Regions from separate parts of the Homo sapiens genome. Here region 1 is linked to region 2. The links are chromatin contacts, found by Hi-C or POLR2A ChIA-PET in ENCODE. All regions are on one chromosome and are shown on one strand. Each heading gives the region's core, a stretch centred on a gene start or an enhancer-like site at or near the end of the contact. The rest is flanking DNA. Distances are from core to core; before and after follow the strand shown.

Region 1 (3,474 bases), core at 5-2,504, 77 kb after region 2:
GAATGCAGAATAAAATCATTACTGACACTTTCTTTTTTAATCCCCAAGGGCATGGCACAAGTTTCAATAAATACCAGGTGATTTCTACTGAAAATAATTTTACTGTATAATTTACAAAGTGCTTAAGTATCCACTACCTCATTTAGTCCTTACTACAGTTCTACAAGCTAAGTAGTTTTATCCACATTTTAAGGTGAGAAAATTACGCCCAGAGAAGTTAGATGACTTGCTCAGGGTCATCAACAAATAAGACATCATGAAGGGAATGAATTCAAATTTGGTGCCTTTGCATCATCCACTTTTTGTGTAGAGTTGACTGGTCAAAAGTCTGTCTCTCATTTACAAGTCAAGGTGCCAGGCATACAGTCTTGAATGTTGAGCCTCAGGCCTCCAATGAGCAATTTGTATTATAACCAAATAGAGTTGTTTGGCCATTTTAGGTCAGCATTTATGGTATTTACACCTATGAACCTACCCCCTTTTCTCTTTACAAACTTATAGGTTGACAATTTTTTTGTGTGAAAATTCACTGAAATGAGATTATCTCATTTTTGCCTCTTGATTTTTGGTGTGCTTTCTTGTTCTTGTTTAAAACATTTGGTTTTGTTTTGATATTAAGCTTCAGTGTCAGTCCTGTGAAGACGTAAGATAGAAGCTATACATGTACAACAATATAATCCATACTTCCAAAGCTACAATAAGCAGTAACACTTTTGGAGCGAAAAATCTTGGTAAAGCAAACAACACATGTTTTGGGGTTTGAGATCTAGGTTTGAGGCCTAGCCACAGCACTCTCATGTTCTTTTTGACCCAAGCCAAATCACTCAGCCTGCTGAGATCTCAGTTGTTTTTTTTCATCCTGGACAATGGGCATGATGCTGACTGTCCCTCTGGGTGGTTCTGAGGATCTTGGGAGGATGGATATAAGTGCAACTTAAACTCTGGAGCCCTTTACAACTGCAAGGCAGCATTATTCACTCAAACATAAAAATAGGTCATTAAGCATCATCAAAGGGAAAAGTAAATGTTCAGGGATCATCTCTGCTGCACTGTTGCTGGGGAAAGAGGCTCTTTGTCCCTTTAAGAGCTTTCAGACACATCTCTAGTCACATCCTAAAAGCCTTCCTAGTTGTGTAGCTTAGGTGCATCCGGTAGCACAGCCGTGTTCTGATCTTCCTGGCAGATGTCATAATTTACTGTCACCCCCATGCAGGAATGCAGGGCGAGGGGCCCCCATGCCGGCTCTGTGATCCATTGCCTGACAAGTCCTGAGTGTCAACCTCAGGCAGGCCCAGCGGAGGTGGAACACCATTTACCTGATAGTGCCTGTGATAAAGTGGGCAATTAGACGCACTTGGAAAAGCCTGGCTGGAAACTGGCTGGCATTTACACAACATTACAGCCAAGTCAGGCTTCATAAAAGTTAATGGAGAAAAATGAAGTCCTTCAAGATCTACCTTGCTCTCTGAGGAAGTCAGGAACACAGGACTCTGTAGCTTTATTTCTTTTTGTGTCTCTCCCACCTTTTCACTCTATTTCCCCCAGACAGGGTAATATATTCTCATTGGAGATGGGAGTAAAGGAAAGCGAATTGAGAGTTGAGGTCTTAAGTGTTTGATCTCAGAGGCATGTTATTTCTTTAGTCTTCAATCCTCTCTCTTCCCCTCCTCTCTGTCTCTCTCTCACACACACACATGCACACACACACACACACTCTATACTTCTATAGAGTATACACACTCTATATTTCTCTGTCTTTCTGTCTCTGTCTCTCTCTCACACACATGTGCGAGCACACACACACACAATCACAGTGCTAGGATTTAACTTGGCACCTTGGCTTACAATTTGCCTCTCACTGGAGTTTCTGGAGTTTGGTGCCAGTTCAAGAGCATGATCTGTTTGACATGAATTCTACAGCCCTCTCTTCATTTCCTCCTAACTGGATAGCTTCAGTTTGCCGATGATTAATGAGTCTGGAAGGTGAGCGACAGTTATCTTAAGGGCTCTCAAAAGTTTATTTCAGAGACTAGCCAAACTCTCCTGCTACATTAACTGCAGCGAAGTTTCCTGTTTAACAGCCCATGGAAAATAACTGCCTGACCCCCGCCCCCCCCCCAAACCAAGCTGCCATGAGCGCAGCTCTGTTTATTGGCCAACAGTGTGCATGTTCTCTCTATCGCTTCCTTTCAGGCAGACGAACATTTTACCTATGAGAAGTAGGAAGTCCATTGTGAGGCTGGTCCAATACTGGACCTCATTTGGATGTGGAGGATTTCTGAAATTGGAAAGTCAGGACTGATCTGGAAAATGTGCTTACAGATAGTGGAACAGGAAAATGATTCGCTCCCCAAGGCCAGTTCCTCCTCCTCTGCTGGGTGGAAAAGGTGGGAGGAAGGGACAGGGTGTTCTGCCTGTGATTGGAATTCCCCTGTAGAGTCATAGAGGATGAGCAAGCCTTTGGTTTTCCTTTTTCATATTTTATTTTGCACCTACAATAATAAGCATGCAGAGAGGAGACAGAGAGGCCTAAATGAGTTTTTTTCCTTTCTAAATAATGACCAGCTCTGTATCAATCTGAAGGCTACTGAGGGATGCTGGTGGCTGGATGGCGGGGCCTATTTAGGGTTTTGGCCTGATTAAAAGGTAGTCCCAGGGACATGCAGGCCTACCAGGTGCACACTGGTGCCAGCCACTTCAGTGGGGTGGGGGAAATTACTGGGCCTGCTGTCTCAAGTTTGAGAGGACATCTGAGATTCGGGTCCGATAGGGTCACAATGTCTTCAACACGAATAAATAGGCAGTTGTAGGTTGGGGAAGGGAAAGCTAAAGTGGAAAATAAATAACTTAAGACACCAGACAAGTTCTGGAGACTGAGGTAGAGAGATGATGGAGTGCTCTTCACCCATGTACACTTCAGCCTCTCATGTCATCGTGGTGATGCTGCCAAAATAGACCCAAGTTACATTTTCCTTATGATCTCATTTTACTGGGCTTGAAGCCTACCTCACTCAACATCTTTGGAGGGTACATTGAAACGAGCTGTTTGTAAGACAGTATTAAAGGAAGTGGCGTTATATGTGTGTGTATTTGTGTCATATACATATATGAAACAAAGATATTTGAATATATACATGTAGATAGTTTCCCAAAAACCCATCTCCCTTGGGGAATAGTCTCACCTTCAGGGAGAGGTGCTAGAGAGGGTCAGAGATTCTCCTGCTCTATGCCATAAGACCAAAGATAGATTGTAATTATGATCCCAATTCTTTGCCTCTCCTCTATCCGTGCTATTTGAAGCCCCTCCCATCAAGAGGTGAGGTCTGGGTCTATTTCTCTACTCTTTGATTATTGATTGGCCTTGTGACACAGCTGGGCCTATAGTGGAGGTTACACTGTGCCAGTTTTGTCTAAGCCCCGAGATGTCTTGTGTGTTTCCTCTTGCCCACTCAATCCCTGTAAGTTGCAGCCATG
Region 2 (3,445 bases), core at 539-3,038:
CGTGTGCCATGTTGCTGTGCTGCACACATTAACTCGTCATTTAACATTAGGTATATCTCCTAATGCTATCCCTCCCCTCTCCTCCCACCCCACAACAGGCCCTGGTGTGTGATGTTCCCCTTCCTGTGTCCAAGTGTTCTCATTGTTCAATTCCCACCTATGAGTGAGAACATGCAGTGTTTGGTTTTTTGTCCTTGAGATAGTTTGCTGAGAATGATGGTTTCCAGCTTCATCCATGTCCCTACAAAGGACATGAACTCATCATTTTTTATGGCTGCATAGAATTCTATGGTGTATATGTGCCACATTTTCTTAATCCAGTCTATCATTGTTGGACATTTGGGTTGGTTCCATGTCTTTGCTATTGTGAATAGTGCCGCAATAAACATACGTGTGCATGTGTCTTTATAGCAGCATGATTTGTAATCCTTTGGGTATATACCCAGTAATGGGATGGCTGGGTCAAATGGTATTTCTAGTTCTAGATCCCTGAGGAATCGCCACACTGTCTTCCACAATGGTTGAACTAGTTTACAGTCCCACCAACAGTGTAAAAGTGTTCCTATTTCTCCACATCCTCTCCAGGACCTGTTGTTTCCTGACTTTTTAATGATCGCCATTCTAACTGGTGTGAGATGGTATCTCATTGTGGTTTTGATTTGCATTTCTCTGATGGTCAGTGATGATGAGCATTTTTTCATGTGTCTTTTGGCTGCATAAATGTCTTCTTTTGAGAAGTGTCTGTTCATATCTTTCACCAACTTGTTGATGGGGTTGTTTGTTTTTTTCTTGTAAATTTGTTTGAGTTCATTGTAGATTCTGGATATTAGCCCCTTGTCAGATGAGTAGATTGCAAAAATTTTCTCCCATTCTGTAGGTTGCCTATTCACTCTGATGGTAGTTTCTTTTGCCGTGCAGAAGCTCTTTAGTTTCATTAGATCCCATTTGTCAATTTTGGCTTTTGTTGCCATTGCTTTTGGTGTTTTAGACATGAAGTCCTTGCCCATGCCTATGTCCTGAATGATATTACCTAGGTTTTCTTCTAGGGTTTTTATGGTTTTAGCTCTAACATTTAAGTCTTTAATCCATCTTGAATTAATTTTTGTATAAGGTGTAAGGAAGGGATCCAGTTTCAGCTTTCCACATATGCCTTCTTAAATGCAATAATTAGCATTAAAACCTTGCAAACACTATAATAGTCACTATGTAACTCCATGCATTCACTGGTATGGAGTTTTGGAAAATTCCAGTGTTGTTCTTAGTTCAAACATACATGGAAATACAAAAAAAACTGTTGACATAAAGTCTGTAGAGCACAGTTCTTCTTTTGAAATTTCTCGGCAAAGCATTTCAGCAATATAATTATCAGGCACAATTAAACAGAAACTCCACAACAATGTAGTACATCTTCAAGAGAAGGCTTGTGAAGGTTAGTTTATACTCATCTTTCATCATTGAGGTACATCTTCATGCCTCAAGGAGAAATGGTGTCAAACATAACCTGTGTTTGTCCTAGACATGTTAATTTAGCCAGAAGAGGTCAATCAAAGGCTAAAAGATGTCCAAAAAGATTTCTCCTATATGTTGGCCAAGGATGCATGACAAAGATAGAGATAAGATAGAGAAAGCAACAGCATGCTTAGTCTAATCCTAGATAGTCTGTGCTTAAGCAAAACCAAACAAGTTTTAATTGTTAACACACAGAGCCAGGTAATGCTTCATATCACCATGTGAACAGATTATTAACAGTGGGGTTGTCATCAGCAGCATCATTGTTGTGTCTGAGCCATGTATGTGAAGCCTGTGTGTGACTCAGAGTGATATCATCAGTGTGGGCCAGGGGGTACTGGCAAGGACAAAGGCTGAGTCCAGTAGGGGATCTGCCAAAGAAAGTTGGCTTTTGAGTCAACATGAATCTCTTCAGGATCTGAACTGGGAAAAGCCCGGAGTGTCTCCATGGCCAAAGCCAAACAAATCAATTTTTGAAGGCCCTGAGGTCTTTATTAAATAAGGGAACTTGGTATACAAATTTTGAAAGGGGGGAAAAAAGCAATGAAATAAAATAGTACTCCACCTTTCAACATATTTTCAGAAGTACATTGTTCAGTGAAGCAGTTTCTGGGCTTCTCCACTAGGTATGGTTTCAGAGTGTGATTTTTAAAATCTGGCATGTCTTTGTCTATTACTCTCTTTGTGGGCTGTTGAACTGAATAGAGGCAGACATTACTCAGAATGAGGATGGAGACTGTCTGTTTTCGAGTAACAAAACTTTATTTTAAATGTCTACTTTGCCCCCAATTTTTTTTTGTAATGATGCAGTAAAAAATTATAGGATGCTTATCAGCAGACTATAATGTATTACAGATCCAAAGAGAGATTCAGATCCCTCAAACACCTCTTAAAAAGATGGGCCAGAAGGTGCCTTACAAAAGAATGGGATGTAAACCATGAACTTACTTTTCAGATGCCCAAAACTGCCATGAAAAGTTCATTTCTTTCAAAATTAGTGCTTTTAAATGACTCAAAATCATTATTATTTCATTCAAAAAATCACATACTTAAAAAGCACTGTATTTTCACACTTATTTTCAGTTTATTGTATACAGACAAGAGCTCATGACTGGCCAATTTATCATTAATATCTTTATTTTTCATAGTACATATTTTTACAGAATGACATTCCTGCATTTAGCCAGAACAAAACAATTCAGTTAATTTTGAATATTACTCATGCTTACATGGAAAAGGATGAAAATATTCTACTGGAAAACAAGAGACAATTCATCTTACTTGCACCTGGAATCTTCTGTGAATCACAGAAAAATATTAACTTGACTCATATATAAGGATTTCCTCTCTATTAAATAAAACATGACTTATCTCTATACCTTTTCAGTCTTGTTAGAGAGTAAGAGAGTTTATTTTTTCCCAATGTCTTCCCTAAATGAAGTTTTAAAAATGTATTCTAATGTCCAGCATGACGTAATATTAAGTATTGAGTCATAAATCAAGACACCAGCGTTAGAGTTTCAACTTGGCCATGGATTTGTTTGTGGTTTTAGGTCTAATCACGTAATTTTTATAGGCATCAGTGTTTTCACCTTGAAGAATCTGCAGAGGACTGAATACGAATGTGTCTTAGGCTCCTCTTGGCATGAGCACCAGGTCAAAGCCTTTGGTGACACTTAGTATGATTTTTACCTTGGCCATCAGGAGTTTGTCCTGGACCTACCTCAGAAAGGTATTATGTAAGGAATATTGCATTCTTCTTCCTCAGAGTCAAACTGTTTTCAAATTCACTTGTAGCTGGGAATGAAGAGCTCACCCCATAAGGGCATATGTTTTCTATTTGGAAAACAGATCTGTGGAGGCCATTCTAATCAGTCTCATGTACCTTCCTTTGAACTTGAAGGCTCTGTAAACAAAACAATACCTCCAAACTATT

The links. A loop is a pair of places that touch in the nucleus more often than their neighbours do. ChIA-PET counts read pairs that join two places held with the same protein, here RNA polymerase II (POLR2A). Pooled maps may share reads with other maps.
Region 1: a loop to region 2 is called in a map of heart left ventricle, with 1.9 times the contacts of the local background. The contact joins two enhancer-like sites. A Hi-C loop is called at or near these places in 6 of 168 maps with a recorded cell type or tissue (ascending aorta, cardiac septum, endothelial cell of umbilical vein and 2 more) and 2 of 50 pooled maps. POLR2A ChIA-PET finds 5 or more read pairs at or near these places in 1 of 52 experiments (MCF 10A).

What each region holds. Positions count from the first base shown.
Region 1 is chr20:11,194,062-11,197,535 of GRCh38, forward strand. No RefSeq gene overlaps it. Among named protein-coding and RNA genes, the nearest start is that of LINC02871, 170 kb to the left of the region's middle. Within about 2 kb of position 1,255, at least 8 of the 41 ENCODE cell types and tissues checked have a DNase peak (open chromatin) inside an H3K27ac peak, as active enhancers do.
Region 2 is chr20:11,116,168-11,119,612 of GRCh38, forward strand. No RefSeq gene overlaps it. Among named protein-coding and RNA genes, the nearest start is that of LINC02871, 91 kb to the left of the region's middle. Within about 2 kb of position 1,789, at least 2 of the 41 ENCODE cell types and tissues checked have a DNase peak (open chromatin) inside an H3K27ac peak, as active enhancers do.